2 separate regions of the Homo sapiens genome follow, and region 1 is linked to region 2. Evidence: chromatin loops called from intact Hi-C (ENCODE). Cell type or tissue: endothelial cell of umbilical vein. All regions are shown on one strand. Links, peaks and the distances in the headings refer to the core of each region. The heading gives the core; the rest is flanking DNA.

Region 1 (7,745 bases), core at 1,858-5,857, 55 kb before region 2:
TTTATCAAGGTTAATTACAGTCACTAAGTGACATCAAATAAATATTTCTCAAAATTCTAATAAAAAATGTAACATTTTATGGGCTCACATAAGCTTACCTCACATGCAAAAAAATCAGCAAAGAAAACAGTAAGACAACAACATTAAAAAGCAATTATCATTCCAGGTCCAAAGGAAGAATGTTTCTTAGATAATTCTAACAGATACTAGGTCTGACTTGACCACTGAAAAATTTCATTTAAAAGGAAAATTAAAACTTTTGAGCTATTAGAATATAAATATATTGCCAATTAAATGTTGTAAATATCATTGATTTTTCTATTAATTATAAATTATTAATATTAAATACTATCAACTAAAATGTGCTAAAATTAAAATGTGAGGTAGTATTCTATTATACGTCCAAACTAAACAAAAATTTATCTTAATTACCAAATTAAGTGCTGGTAAATCACTCTCTTGTAAATTTTAACTTTTTATCATAGTACTTCATGTACACAGTTTTTAAATTTAAAAATAATTACAAAGCTGACAAGACATAATCCTCAATTCTACTTCTCCTTTTTTTTGTTTTTTTGTTTTTTTTTTGCTTGTTTTTGGAAAACAGCGTCTCATTCTGTCGCCCAGGCTGGAGTGCAGTGGCACAAACATGGCTCACTGCACCCTCGACATCCTGGGCTCAAGTGATCCTCCCAGATTAGCTGGGATGAAATTACAGGCACACACCACCATGCCCGGCTAATCTTTCTTATATTTTGCAGAGACAGGGTCCCACCATGTTGCCCAGGCTGTTCTCGAACTCCTGGGTTCAAGTGATCCTCCCACCTCGGCCTCACAAAGTGCTGGGATTACAGGCATGAACCACCGTGCCCAGCCCATTCTAATTATTTCAATCTCTAAGATCAAATTCCCACTTTAAACTCTTTTAGTTTAATTTCTATTTGCCCTCATATTTATTAATAACATGCTTCTACTGCTATTTGTTTTAAATTTTCCAATGGTAGATTTATTGGAGTATCACTAAGGAAGATGAGGACTTGGATTTCTTACATTACCCACACCACCACCACCATCCCAGCCTCCCCGCTTCCTATCAATTCACATAAACATACTTCTCTCTTCAGAAGTATAACATAGTGGTTAAAGAGCATGGACTCTGCAGTCACACTGCCTTAGGTTGAATCCTGGCTCTAACCCATGCTAGCAATGTGACCTTGAACAAGTCATTTAACTTCTATGCCTCTGTTTTCTTACATGTAAAATGAGGATAATGACAGTACTTGTTTTACAGGGTTAACATAAGAATTAAATGAGTTAATATATGTAAAGCATTTTCAACAGTGTCTAGAACACAGCAAATACTATATAAATCTCTGCTATTATAACTATGTCACAGTTTTTCACTAAATCAAAATCTAGTGTTTATATTATTATGACCAAGAAAATATTCACAGATAAACTCTACAGAGTAATATGATTACATTTCCTTTCTCCTGTAAGTTTTTGTTTTTCCTAAAGTAATTAATGGCCCCATTTTTTCTTTTGAAAAATTTTCTATATGCCTATTATAAATTCATTCTTGACTCTGACAGAAGTATAAAACATCTCTCCATGTGGACAAACGTATCAAATCATCTCTTACTTTCTATTTTTTTTTTTTTTTTTTTGGAGACAACTCCTGTACTCCAAACTACTGACTGGCTGCTTACTAGGCCTATGCATATCTGTCAATCTCAGACAAGAAGAATTCCCCTTTTTTTAGTTTACTCCCTCACTTTGGTATAGTACACCCTCTGCTAGCATCCTAAGAAAGGGTACATGGGAGTAAAAATTTCTAAGATCTTGCATGTTTGAAACCTTTTTCTACCTCACATTTGATGACAGTTTGAATGTAGAATGTTAGAAATACTCCCTTAGTCCTCGAAGGTATCATTCCAACATCTGCCAGTTTCCACAACTGCTGCTAGAAAGCCATGCTGATTAGCACTCCTATGAATATGCTCCATTTTTCCTCTTTATTTTTTCTTCGAGCTTTATTAAAGTATGAGTTACAAATAAAATTTTTTTATATTTAAGTGCCATGTCCATCCCGCTGACCCTGACCCAATGACGGATGAAAGACGTACACTGACACAGATACTTTGCCTGTCAGTCTGGCTAAGGGGCTCTGCTGCCTGAGTCTGCAGCATCTGCCTCGATAAGCCGGGGAAGTTCGCATTTATTTAGTACTGATTAAATTACAAAGGTCTCGAGTAAACACCGCTAGAAGGTAATTAACACTGCCAACCCCTCGAGTAGAGAGCAATCATGCACTCACAGATGATAAAAGGTTGGGCTTAGGGCCACATGAGTAAACAAGCTATTTAGATAAACTCCCTTACATTCCTTTGTACCTACTTTAAACTATTAACTCAAGGTAAGAGGATTAGGCTGACTTCAGCTGAACTTTTTACTGAAGCTATGCAACCCCCCCAGCCTTCCAAGAAGGTTTGTGTCTATTTCCTATAACTATCTTCATAACTTTTCTTCTATAATTTTTCCCACCACCCTGACTGAACTCCCAAATTTAAGGTGTACAACGTGATGCTTTGATATACAGTTGACCCTTGAACAACACAAGTTTGAACTGTGCAGGTCCATTATACATGGATTTTCTTCCACCTCTGCCACTCCTGAGACAGCTAGACCAACCCCTCCTCTTCCTCCTCTTCAGCCCTGTTCAATGTGAAGACCATGGGGATGAAGATCTTTATGATGATCAACTTCCACTTAGTGAATGGTAAATATATTTTCTCTTCCTTATGATTTTCTTAATAACATTTTCTTTTCTGTAGCTTACTTGATTGTAAGAATACAGTAAATAACATATAACATATAAAATATGTGTTAGTCAACTGTTTGTTATTGATAAGGCTTCCAGTCAACAGTAGGCTATTAGCAGCTAAGTTTTTTGTGATTCCAAAGTTATACATGGATTTTTTACAGTATGCAGGGTTCGATGCCCCTAACCCTCATGTTGTTCAAGGATCAACTGTATTATACATTGTGAAATGATTACCACAGTCAAGCTAATTAACATGCCCATCACCTCATGTAGTTACCTTGTTTGTGTGTGTAGTGAGAACACTTCAGTTCAACTCTCTTAACAAATTTCAAGTAAATACAATATTATTAACTATTATCAGCATGATATACATTAGGTCCTCAGTACTTATTCATCTTATAACTGAAGGATGGTACCGTTTAAAATCTCCCCTTTATCCACACCCCCCAGCCCCTGGTAACCACCATTCTACTCTCTGTCACCAGGAGTTCAACTTTTTTTTTTTAAGGTTCCACATATACGTGAGATCACACAGCATTTATCTTTCTGTGTCAGGCTTATTTCAATTAGTATAATGTCCTTAAGTTTCATCCATGTTGTTGCAAATGACAGGATTTCCTTCTTTTTCTAAGGCTGAATAATATTTCATTACACACAAACACACCCCCCCCCCCACACACACACACACACTATATTTTCTTTATCCATTCATCTGTTGATGGACATACAGGTTGTTTCCATATCTTGACTGTAGTGAATAATGTTGCAATGAACATGGGAGTGCAGATTATTTCTTTAAGATGGTGATTTCATTTCCTTCGGATATTGTAATTTGTAAGGAATGTATACTTGGTTTTGCTCCCATTTCCTATACACAGCTCCTAAAACTCTTACACGATCTCTTAAGTGGTAAGTATCCCTTTGCATGCTAATGAATGACTGGTGGCTGGGAGCTCCTGGATAGCCACAGGATAAGGGACTGATTGCCAGGAAAACCAACCATGGGATTAGGCGGTTGAAACTTTCAATCCTACCTCCCTCACCTCCAGGAACCAGAGAAGGGCTGAAAGTTGAGGTGATCACCAATGGCCAATGATGTAACCAATTGTGCCTCCACAACGAAGCCTCCATAAAAACCAAAAGGACAGGGTTCGGAAAGCTTACAAATTGCTAAACACGTGGAGGTGCCTGGAAGGTGGCGTGCCCACAGAGGGCACAAAAGCTTCATTGAGGTTCAGAAAATGATACCCCAAAATGAAAGCCTCAGAAGCAAAGTTTTTCTCTGACCTTCTCCAGACGCCCCTCCCCTGTCTCTCACCTCCTCATTCTCACTAGAGGCAAGTCATGGAAACAAGAATTTATCGTCCCCAAGGCCAGTCATAGGCACTAGAACCCCTTTTTTCCAAAGCCAGCCATAAAGCCTAATCTAACCTTCCCCTACCTTTCTGTGTAACCACTGGCCATAAACAAATTAAAACCCTCATTCCAGAGAAGTATTACCCTACACCCAGAAGGAACAAACGCTACAACAGAGACACCAAGAAAAGGCCTTGCTAGGTTTTCCCACTCCATCTATTACCATTAGCTCATGCTTTTTTTGTCCAATCACATTTCTACACTGCTGTCCCAGTCTGAATTGAATCGAAGCATAAAGTCAGCTAACTTTCTCTATATCCTTGGGTCCTTATTCTGAAGGCTCCAGTGTCACGTAAAACTATGATCAAATAAAGTTGTTATCCTTTTATCTTGTTTACTTGTTTTTTGTTATAGGGGTATCAGCCGTGACCCTTATGATGGGGAGGAAAGGGAACATCCCCTCTCCACCCCTTCAGTTAGCACCCCTTCTCATATGCCTTGTCCTATCCTTCTCTTCCATCTGGCTATTCATTTGTATCCTTTGTAATAAATTAGCAATAGTAAGTAAAGTGTTTCACTAAGTTCTGTGAACCACTCTAGTAAATTAACTGAACCTGAGGAGGGGGTCATGGGAACCTTAACTTATAGTTGGTCAGTCAGAAGTATAGGTGAGCAGTCTGTGGGACTGAGCTCTTAACCTGTAGGATCTGATGTTAACTCCAGGTAGTGTCAGAATTGAATTGAATTATAGGATACCCAGTCAGTGTCTGCTGGAGAACTGCTTGGTGGTGGGAAGAAATCTGACGCATTTTGGTGACCAGAAGTGAAGTATTCTGTATTGAGAATTAAAATAGAAAAAATAGTTTGGTTTATTTTTCTATCTCTTACAGATGTATACCCAGAGGTAGGACTGTAATATTATATGGTAGCTCTACTTTTAATTTTTTGAGGAAGCACTATACTGTTTTCCATAATGGCTGTACCATTTTACATTCCCATCAATAGTGTACAATGGTTCCCTTTTCTCCATATCCTTGCCAGCACTGGTTATCTTTTCTTTTTGATAACAGGCATCCTAACAAGTGTGAAGTGATATCTCATTGTGGTTGTGATTTACATTTCCCTGATGATTAGGAATGCTGAATATCTTTTCATATAGCTGTTGGCCATTTGTATGTCTTGTTTGAAAAAATGTCTATTCAAGTCCTTTGCCTATTTTTCAATTTTTTTTTTTTTTTGCTATTGAGTTATATGAATCCTTTTTGTATTTTGGCTATTAACCCCTCATCAGATATATGGTTTACAAATATTTCTGGATATCCACACACACACAAAAAATAAATGTGCTCCCTTTCGTTTCAATGAAAGCCTTTGGTGTTTTGGTCTCTGTCTTTCATGTTAGAGATTACTCTTGCAATGTCTAATGATTCTTGGCTGGCTGTTCATTTTCTTTTTTCTTTTTTTTTCTTTTTTTTTTTTTGAGACAGAGTCTCACTCTGTAGCCCAAGCTGGAGTGCAGTGGCACGATCTTGGCTCACTGCAACCTCCTCCTCCAAGGATCAAGCGATTCTCGTGCCTCAGCCTCCCCAGTAGCTGAGACTACAGGCGCGTGCCACCACACCCAGCTAATTTTTTGTACTTTAGTAGAGACGGGGTTTCACCATATTGCCCAGGGTGGTCTCAAACTCCTGAGCTCAGGCGATCCATCTGCCTCAGCCTCCCAAAGTGCTGCAATTACAAGTGTGAGCCACCGCACCCAGCCTTTTTTTTTTTTTTTTTTTTTTTTTTTAAAGACAGAGTCTCACTCTGCTGTCTAGGCTGTAGTACAATGGTACAATGGTGTGATCAGGGCTCACAGCAGCCTCAACCTACTGGGTTCTAACAATCCTCCCACTTCAGTCTACCAAAGTTCCAAAGTACTGGGATTATAGGCATGAGCTACCATCCGACCTGTCTGTTAATTTCCAAAAGGGATAATAAAAAACAAACTGGAAGCTCTGTGTGCATGGGGAAGTTTCCTGATGGTGAGCTTCCATCTATCTGGTGATCAGACACAGACTAGCCATTTCATCAGGTGACTCCAAAAATTCAGTATATAGATAGGTCTCTTCTCCTGCTGCAGTTTACTAAGGAAGAAATCCACCAATTCTGCCTGAAATATGTAAGACAGGTTGCAAGCATTCTGGGAGCCAAACTGGAGCGTCTCAACATTCAGTATGCAACCATTCACTGTTTTCAGTATGCGGTCTCGCTCTTGCTATATAAGCTGTACCTGGAGCCCCTGACTCTGTTTCAATCCCTTTATAGCTTCACTGTCCAATAGGGTACCACTAGCCACATGTGTCTATTTATTTATTTTACTTTAAGTTCTGGGATACATGTGCAAAATGTGCAGGTTTGTTACACAGGTATACATGTGCCATGGTGGTTTGCTGCACCTATCAACCCATCATCTAGGTTTTCAACCCCGCATGTATTAGGTATTTGTCCCAATGCTCTCCCTCCCCTTGCCCCCCACACCCCCACAGGCCCCAGTTTGTGACATTCCCCTCCCTGTGTCCATGTGTTCTCATTGTTCAACTCCCACTTATGAGTGAGAACATGTGGTGTTTGGTTTTGTGTTCTACATGTGTATTTAAATGTAAATTAATCAAATCTAAATAAAATAAAAATTCAGTTCTTTTGTCACACTATACACTTTCAAGTACTCAGTAGCCACTATGGCTACCGTATTGGACAATGCAGATACAGAACATGCTCATCACCACAGCAAGTACAAATGGGATGGTGCTTCTCTAAGGAGTAAACACCAGTCTTCTGCTGAGGCAAGAAGTGAGTCATCATCTGGCCACTGAGCTAACGGAGAAAACCTAAGGATCTACCTACTCCTTAGAATAAATTCCGGACTTCTGCTGATGCAAGTAAGGAATGGTCTGTGGCTGTGGGGCTGAGGGCAAGAATCTGAGGGTGTAAATCTTAGAGCCGTGGTGTTTAATATGGGAGCTACCAGTCACATGCAGCAATTTAAATTTAAATAAATCAAATTAAAATAAAATTTAAAATTTGGTTCCTTAGTTGCACTAGCTATATTCCAAGCATTCAACAGCCACATAAACAAGTGGTTACAGTATTGGACCAGTGTCGATTATAAAACATTTCCATCATTCAGAAAGTTCTACTGGACAGCACTGCCTTAGACATTCCACAAACCATCATGTTTTCAGTACTTAATCCCTATATTCAGAGTTACATGTTTCCTCCAATACTCAAGCCATTCCCAGGTTTGACGCTGTAAATCAACTTGAATCTGATTGCCTTCTCCCATAGCAGGCACAAGTTTCAGCTTTCTTCATTCTGCTAAGGTTGCTACCACCAGGACTCTAGCCAGTCTTTATTTGAATTAGAAAAGGTAACCCCTTTAGAATGAGTGGAATGTACTTTTGTAGGAAGAAAAAGAAGACCTTTCTTCTGGATGTCTGCAAACCCTCTGCCAGGGCACACAGCATAAAGTACCATTTCACTGCTACTTGCTCCTCAGCCAAATAATTTTGGGCAATCTAAGTAA
Region 2 (7,745 bases), core at 2,411-6,410:
GATTCCATATGAATTAAGAACTTTAATACCAAAAACAAAACTAAAACTCTTAGTAAAAAATGTAGATGAATATATTTTACATATTCTTAAACAGGACACAGAAATCATTGACTACAAAATTCAAGATTGATACATTTGGCTGTATTAAAATTTACAAATTTGTCCATCAAAACACCCCTCAAAGAGCAAAAAGGCAAGTTATAAACAAGATATTCAAAATATACAAAACAAATGATTAGTATAAGGAGTATTTTTTTAAACCCATAGAATTCTATTTTTTAAAAAAGGACAACCAACCAACAGAAAATGGGCAAAATAAATGAAAAGCTATTTCACAGTACAGGAAAGACATATGACCAACAGACATCTGAAGAAAGGTTAACATCATTCGTGATCAGGGGAATGTAAATCAAGAAAGACTTCATCGAAATACCTTTTTAAACACACTTGGTCAAAATTTTTAAATTTGACAGTACTGTTTTGGAGGGCACATAGATTCATAGGATCTCCTATACATGTCAATGGAAACAGAAATGATAAATCGGTTTGAACACTGACATACTATACAACCCAGCAATTCCATTTTCAAGTATATACACAAGAGAAATCCTTGCACAAGTACAAGAGACATGTATAATAATGATAGTAGTGCTATTCCCAAGAGAAAAAGGAGGAGGGGGGAATGAAAATGGCTATCAGTGAGAAAGTGAATAAAGATGGTATATTCACATGATGCAAGATAACACAGCCATCCAAAAGAATGAACCACAGTTTTACATAACAATTTGGATGAATCTTAGCAATTTAATTTTAACTAATAAAATATAAAAATTACCACAGTTAAATAAAACATAGTGTATGTATTACTTTTTTTAATGTTCAAAACAAGGAATAAGGAAATAAGATTTTGAAACGTACGGCTTGAAAACTGGCTACTGGCTTGAAGGTGTTTTAGTAACATTGTTTTAGTAACACATGACAATCAGATTTGCATATTAGAAAGAATGGTTTAGCTACAGTGTGGAGGACTAACTAATTTAAGTTGAAGAAAACTTGAGACAGAGAGATCATTTAGAAAACTACTGACAGGTCCAGTTAAAGGTAAGGAATAGAGGAGAATCTGAACAATGACATTGAGAATAGAAAGGAATGAAACTGATCTGAAAGCTATTCAAAGAGTTATGACCAACAGGCCTTAGTCCCTCACTAGATATAGAGGCTGAGGGAAAGGGAAGAGTGGAGAATAACTCCCAAGTTTTAGATCTGGGTGACAAGGGGGCCTAGGGTGAATAACGAGAGTTCATTATTTGACATATTGAGTTTGAGGAGACTCTGAGATATCAGCATTCATGTAGTTTCCTCCATCTAAGAATAACTATAAAATCTGATGCCTCCTCTCTAAAGGCCAATCCTCCAACTTCTTTATAAAGCCCCCCTCTGCTGTTCAAACGACCAAATCAAATGTTATCCCTCCCTCTTTGAACCTATGCTGCACTTTCCATTTATCTTACTCTAACCCAGGGTTTCTCAACCTTGGCACCATGGACATTTTAGACAAGTTAAGTCTTTGTTGTATGGGGCTGTCCTTTTCAATGTAGGATGCTTGGCAGCATCCCTTGCCTCTACCCACTAGATGTCAGTAGCAACCCCCAAATTGTGATAATCAAAAATGTCTTCAGCCAGGTGTGGTGCTGCAGGACTATAGTCCAAGCTACTCAGCAGGCTGAGACAGGAGGATCACTTGAGCCCCCGAGTTAGAGCCTGTGAACAGCCACTATATTCCAGCCCAGGCAACATAGCCAGGGCAACATAGCAAGGCCTTGTCTCTTAAAAAAAAAAAAAAAAGTCTCCAGATACTGTCAAATATCCTCTGGAGGCAACCTCTCCAACCCTACCCTTCCCCACAATGAGAACTACTGATCTAGGATATAATAGGTATATGAGTTCTTATTTTAAACCATTATGAAATCATTAACTCACTGAAAGCAGCAACTTTACAACCTTTACAAAATATCTATATGACAAATCCATTCTTACATACTCATTAAGGTAGTTTAAGGACACAGTCATCTATGTTTAATTTACTATTTCTAATTCACAAAAACCTTTAAATGTAATTATTTCCCATTGACATAGACATCCCCAACCAAGTAGCTCAAAATACTAAGGATTTACGTATTGCAATTATTTTTTTAAGAAGTGAAAAACTCTAGACTATACATACTAGATTCTCTTAGGAACATAATCATTAACAAAAAGCCATTTCTGAGTGAAATCCAAATTCACAAATGTTCTAGAATCAGTTCATCTCCATATGGTTCAAAGAAAAGTTTATGTCACAGTTATCTTATACCTGTCTCTTGTCACCTTGAATCTCTAATATTCTACTGAGACAAGTAATTAATCTAAAAATAAAGTGACAACATTCTCTGTCACAAATTAGAAAAGACTACACAGAATCAAGTGTTCCTGAAAAGGAAAGAACTTACTTTCCTATTTGGAAAAAACTTTTCCTCAAAGAATTTGATATAAAAAATACATTAGAAAATATCTACTGTTGAATTATCCATTACAGTCCATTGACAGGTATTCTGTTAATGGAATGCTATCTATTTACATGAAACAAGAGAAATGTAAAGATTAAACATTACAGTTTGACCTTTAGCAGATTGAGTGCACTAGCTGAAAGTGAGAGTAAACATAAACTTACATTGTTATTAAATTGGCTTATACAGTTTTCTTTAATTACATTAAATGGTTCCCTGGCGTGTAAGGTATTTTTTTTTCTGTAAATGAGAAGCAGACAACCCTTTCTGAAACTTTCCAGATAACTGATTATAAGAGTATTACAATGTTTTAAGAAGCACCCAAATACACTCAAAGTGTAGAGAAAAAAAGAAAACTAAAATATTTCCCTTTCTAGGTCATGATGATCACTAGCCTCTGCAGAATGGGGAGGTGTGTATCATGCAGTTAAGGCATCTCACAGAGTGGGCTGCTAGGCTGGGCTGGGAGAACAAGATGCCTCTTTTGCAAAGTTTCACTGTGTGCCTAGGAACTTAAACAAATGGCACCTCCCAGCAAATCAATTTTGTAAGTCTTCAATTATCTTTATTTGTAGTAAGTGTCCCTAGCATTACTTCTTATGTTCTCAGTGAGGTTCTGGATCTTGTCTACCTTCATGCCAAATAAATGCTTCAGAATTTATATCACAAATAATCTAAATTGAAATATTAAATTTAAACCTTAAGCAAAAGTATTCCACTAACCCCAATTTTAAAACATCCCAATCAACCACTTCTGTTCTTATACCTGTCATGCAACAAATACCTAACCTAACTTTTCAGGAAGCTTTCTCAAACTAAATTAATCCCCTCTAAAATTAAGCCTTATGCCACAGTTCCAGATCTCTTATGTGTACAGTATATTAAAATATATTATTTTGAATACTATTATATATTATAGTGAAATTCTTTTCTAATGGTTATATTACTGTATACATTTGACTATTGTATAAATCCTTTAAGTACAAAAACCATGTCTCTTTTTATTAGCCATAATCATGTTTCCAAAGTAGGAGTTCAATAAATGCTTGCTTAATGAATCTATTCTAAAACCATAAGAGAGGCATGATAGCTATGCAAATACACACAAAACAAAACACACCATACCACAAACAAAAAGTATATAACCTACGAAGTTAAATAAGCATTGAATTTTCAGAATAAATAACCTATTTATTGGCATGGTGTTTAATAACTGCTTTTTTATAAAGAGAGAATGTGTTACACTGGAAATAACATTAGGATAGCACTGGAGTTGAAAAACCTAGGCTCTGACCCACACACTCTGCCAGACTCACCATTTAACTTTGGACAAATCACTTAACCTGTCTCTCAACCACAACGAGCAATTACTATGTACTCTGCCAAGCTCACAGGGTTATTATTAGGATACAATAGGATAATATATATGAAAGTACTTAAAAATGTATAAAGAGCTGTATAAATGGTATTATCTTAATGATGAATGTACCCTTCAATTAAAGATAACATTTTATTTTAAATGAAAGAAATTAAGGGATAAGTATGCTGTAGAACTTATCACTGAATAAATCAGTACAAGGTTCAGTAATTCAGATTCAATCTATAGCAATTAAAATATGAGTCAACTGTCAAAAATGTGCTTCACATTCGATTTTTCAGGAAGACATTTATTAAATGAAGCAAGGCAGATATTTGAATAAGGCCACAAAATCACAATCATGAGCTCATTCCACTAAATGCACTGAGAGGACCTTCACCTCACAAAATCAAATGCTGTGTTTATCTGGCTCCATTTTACAACCTGATACAATGCACCATGCCCTACAGTTGAAAAGGTGAACCAGCACATGTAGGAAATACTAGAGTTGACTCCTGGTTTACAGGAAAACACGTGATTATCCAGGACACGGCAGAATCTGATGTAAGAATTCCTAAATCTGTTTCACAGACCTACTGCTCATGTACATAAACAGGTATAAAGAAGCAGAGGGAGCAGCAGCAAGTACGCTGAAACATATCCACTTATTTGTAGCACTGGTGACAGAGTCAACTATGCAAGGTTTCAGGATTTGTTTGGGTAACAATTAAATTCACTTTCAAGTCAACAAATTATCATAGTATCCAGATGGACCAAAAAGTTCTATGCAATTTCCCTTCATCTTGTCAAATCTATCTACAGACCATCTCGGAGAAGACATTACAGCAAGAGTCAGCTACTTTACTGAAATGGGTTACCAACTTTCTGATCACTGTTTTATGTCCTTATGTGGGTGAAAATTTTAATCAAGGAGTATCTGGAAGGGAGATCTACTCAAAAAGGTCATGAATCTCCAATCACCAATTGGAGATTCAAGTAAATTAGCAAACTCCCCCTTTTAAATGTTAATCTCCTAGAGAGGCTGCCATAATCATTTACCTGAGCTCTATCCCAATAAAGTAAGAGGAGTGAGGTTGAAGAGAGAAAGAGAAAGGAGAAAAGTGTGATGGGGACAAAGGGAGGAGGCAAGTGAAGAACAGACACTAGAAATGCAGAGAGAGGTAAAAAGACACCAAAGATAAACTCTGCAAACAGCTGCCTAAAATACATTTTCCCTCATAGGAAGCCTGTTAGCAGAGAAAAGATTTTGCTGCTACATGTTTAGGGGGCATCATTTTCTTCACGTAAATTTATCAAACAATTTGAAACAATTTTTGAGTATTTAGTTCCTAGTTTTGGTTTTGACTTTCTTGACAAGTGGCTTTAAGGTTAATAACTAAACTTTTATCAATGTTCTTATTCACTCAAAGAACAAATATTTCTTGAGTGCTTAAAAAATAAACAATTTTAGGGTTTCTCAGCCCTGAGTGCATATTAGAATTACCTGGGAAGATTTTTTTTCCTTAAGTTCCTTGGCCCCTGAGATTCTGATTTAATTGGTCTAGGGTGGGATCCAGGCAGGGTTGAAAAAACAAACAAAAAATCTCCCTTGCAATTGTAATGTGCAGCCAGGGTGGAGAACCAGGGGTCTATTTCATCTTAATGTAAAAAAACCTTCCCCCATTTATTTTGAAATGTATTAATTTCTCCTTATTCAATATTGTTTCACCCAGATTCTCACCACCTCTCACCTAGATTAACATTAACCGCTTCTTAGCTATTTTCCCTTCCTCTTGTCTCTTCCTAATGCAATAAGGAATGCTTGTCTAACTAATCGGTTTGGTTCTGAAACAGTATTCCACTGAGTCATTTTAAGTATAACAAGATCACCAAACAGATCATTTTCATCAAATAGAGAATATACTGTATGTGTGTTCCTGTATGTATGTGTGTGTATGTATGTACATATGTATGTATAATCTCAAACACACTCTATTTTTCTTCAGTTCCAATGTACCTGCCGTCATTTACACATAATGAATAGTGGTCTCTCTACATTAAAAAATACTGCCCCTAAAAATTTCGTGGCTAAATTTTATCAAAAACAAATGGCAAATGAGTCACCCAAAGATATCTAATTTAAATGAAAAAAAAGAGCAGCACAAGATCTTGTTTACTCTGATTTTTGAAATGTTCCCACAAGAAATGCTCATTCAACTGAAGAGAAAAAGTAAAATGAAACTTATGATGAATGAATGTTTACCATGAACAGATATGGTTCTGCTTTGTGTTGAAGCTTGCCTCAGAAAACCAACTGAAGGCTTAAAAGCCAAAGGCTGTAACTGCATCAGATGATATTCATATTTATGAGAAATATTATCAAATACAATAAAGGGGATATATAATAAGAAGACTGAACAAGTATATGGCTTACACCCTGCCTTTTAAGGGGCTCTATTTCTTCTCAGGGATAGCAAGACAGAAACATAAAAAGAAAATAAAACCAGCACTGCCAAGTAAGTGGTAAAGACAATAAGTACCATGGGAATTCAAAGAAACAGGAGATTCTTGTGGACTAAGGGAGTTGGAGACAATTTCTTGGAAGAGCTGGGGCTTCAATAAAATTAAATAGACGGAGAAAAGAGGGAAATCCCAAGCATACAGATGATCTTGTACAAAGATGAGGCAGAAATGCACAAAATGTATTTGAGAGACAGAGAGTTGACCTAGTTGGAAGAGAGGATTCTATGTGGGAGCATTTTGGGGAATAAGGTTGCAACAATAAAGTGGAGCCCAACAATGAAAGTCCTGAATGCCAAGCTAGGATGCTTAAACTTTGTCCTGCAGGTAGAAGGATCCTTTATAGGTTAGAAAGAACAATAAGAAAAAAAAAAAAAAGAGGAAGAAGAAGAAAAGAAAAAAATCACTATAATGATGCAGTCTGAAACTGTTTTACTTGAAGCCTTTGAAGAACACACCAAGTTGCATAATATCTTGCTAACAGTCATGAATATGTGAACATATTATTTAGGAAATCTGTTCTGAGTGAAGGAGTAAATACTCCAACATGCTTTACAAAATATAAAATCAGTGGTCGATTACACATTCATAGTTCTTAGGATCATTGCTAAAAGAATCACTGGGTGGAAAGCTTCAATTTTAGGTTTTCCTCCTCTCCCCACTTTGTTCCAACACAAATACCTTGATTTAAGATCTAAAAACTGAATACATCTGAAATTGTCTTGTTTTGAAAATAAGTGGTATTTTACTACTCCTCATTATGGGTGAATTTACTTACTATATTGTTTCAAAATGACGACATCTATTAAAATAATTTTGTCCAGATTTATTTCAGCAAAGCAGATGAAAACAGAAATAAATAACAAATTTAAAGATTATAAAAAGTAAAAAAAAACCTTTCATCAAATCAAGACATATCTAAAATAATCCAGCATTGGTTTATAAGAGAGTGTGTCCCTAACAAAAAATGCCAGCCACAACAAAGACTACCAGAGAGTATATGAAGAACATTACAATAGCCAATTTCTCACCCAAAGTGATAAACCTTTAATCCACAACTCCATAAAGAATGGAGATAATTTTTTCTCAAAAATACCCTTAAAATTGTTGGCTTTCTACTATAAAAATTAAGACTCTAAGATAACTCAAAACAAGGATTAGCTTTCTTCTAGTAAGCAGACATGTAAGTGATTGATGATTTAATTTACCACTGCAGCAAATACTAATTTAACCACCACTACCTTCTCAACACCAGGAAAATGAAAAATCTCAGTCTTTAAAGGCATACGTGACAAGAAAGAAGCCAAGAATATCGTAGGATG

The links. Hi-C counts contacts between places; a loop is a spot of excess contacts. Peaks named below come from ENCODE experiments on the same cell type or tissue, not always from the same donor. Only the 100,000 strongest peaks of a DNase experiment are listed, where the experiment ranks them.
Region 1: a loop joins it to region 2, with 2.6 times the contacts of the local background. A loop is called at or near these places in 1 of 110 quality-filtered maps.

Annotation. Positions count from the first base shown.
Region 1 is chrX:115,171,105-115,178,849 of GRCh38, forward strand. The region is part of intron 5 of LRCH2 (leucine rich repeats and calponin homology domain containing 2); the gene reads right to left. Among named protein-coding and RNA genes, the nearest start is that of RBMXL3, 14 kb to the right of the region's middle. In endothelial cell of umbilical vein, for the core only: no CTCF peak of the experiment used is centred there; a DNase peak (open chromatin) is centred at 3,637; H3K27ac peaks cover 1,163 bases.
Region 2 is chrX:115,225,465-115,233,209 of GRCh38, forward strand. The region is part of intron 1 of LRCH2 (leucine rich repeats and calponin homology domain containing 2); the gene reads right to left. Among named protein-coding and RNA genes, the nearest start is that of LRCH2, 4.8 kb to the right of the region's middle. In endothelial cell of umbilical vein, for the core only: no CTCF peak of the experiment used is centred there; a DNase peak (open chromatin) is centred at 4,367.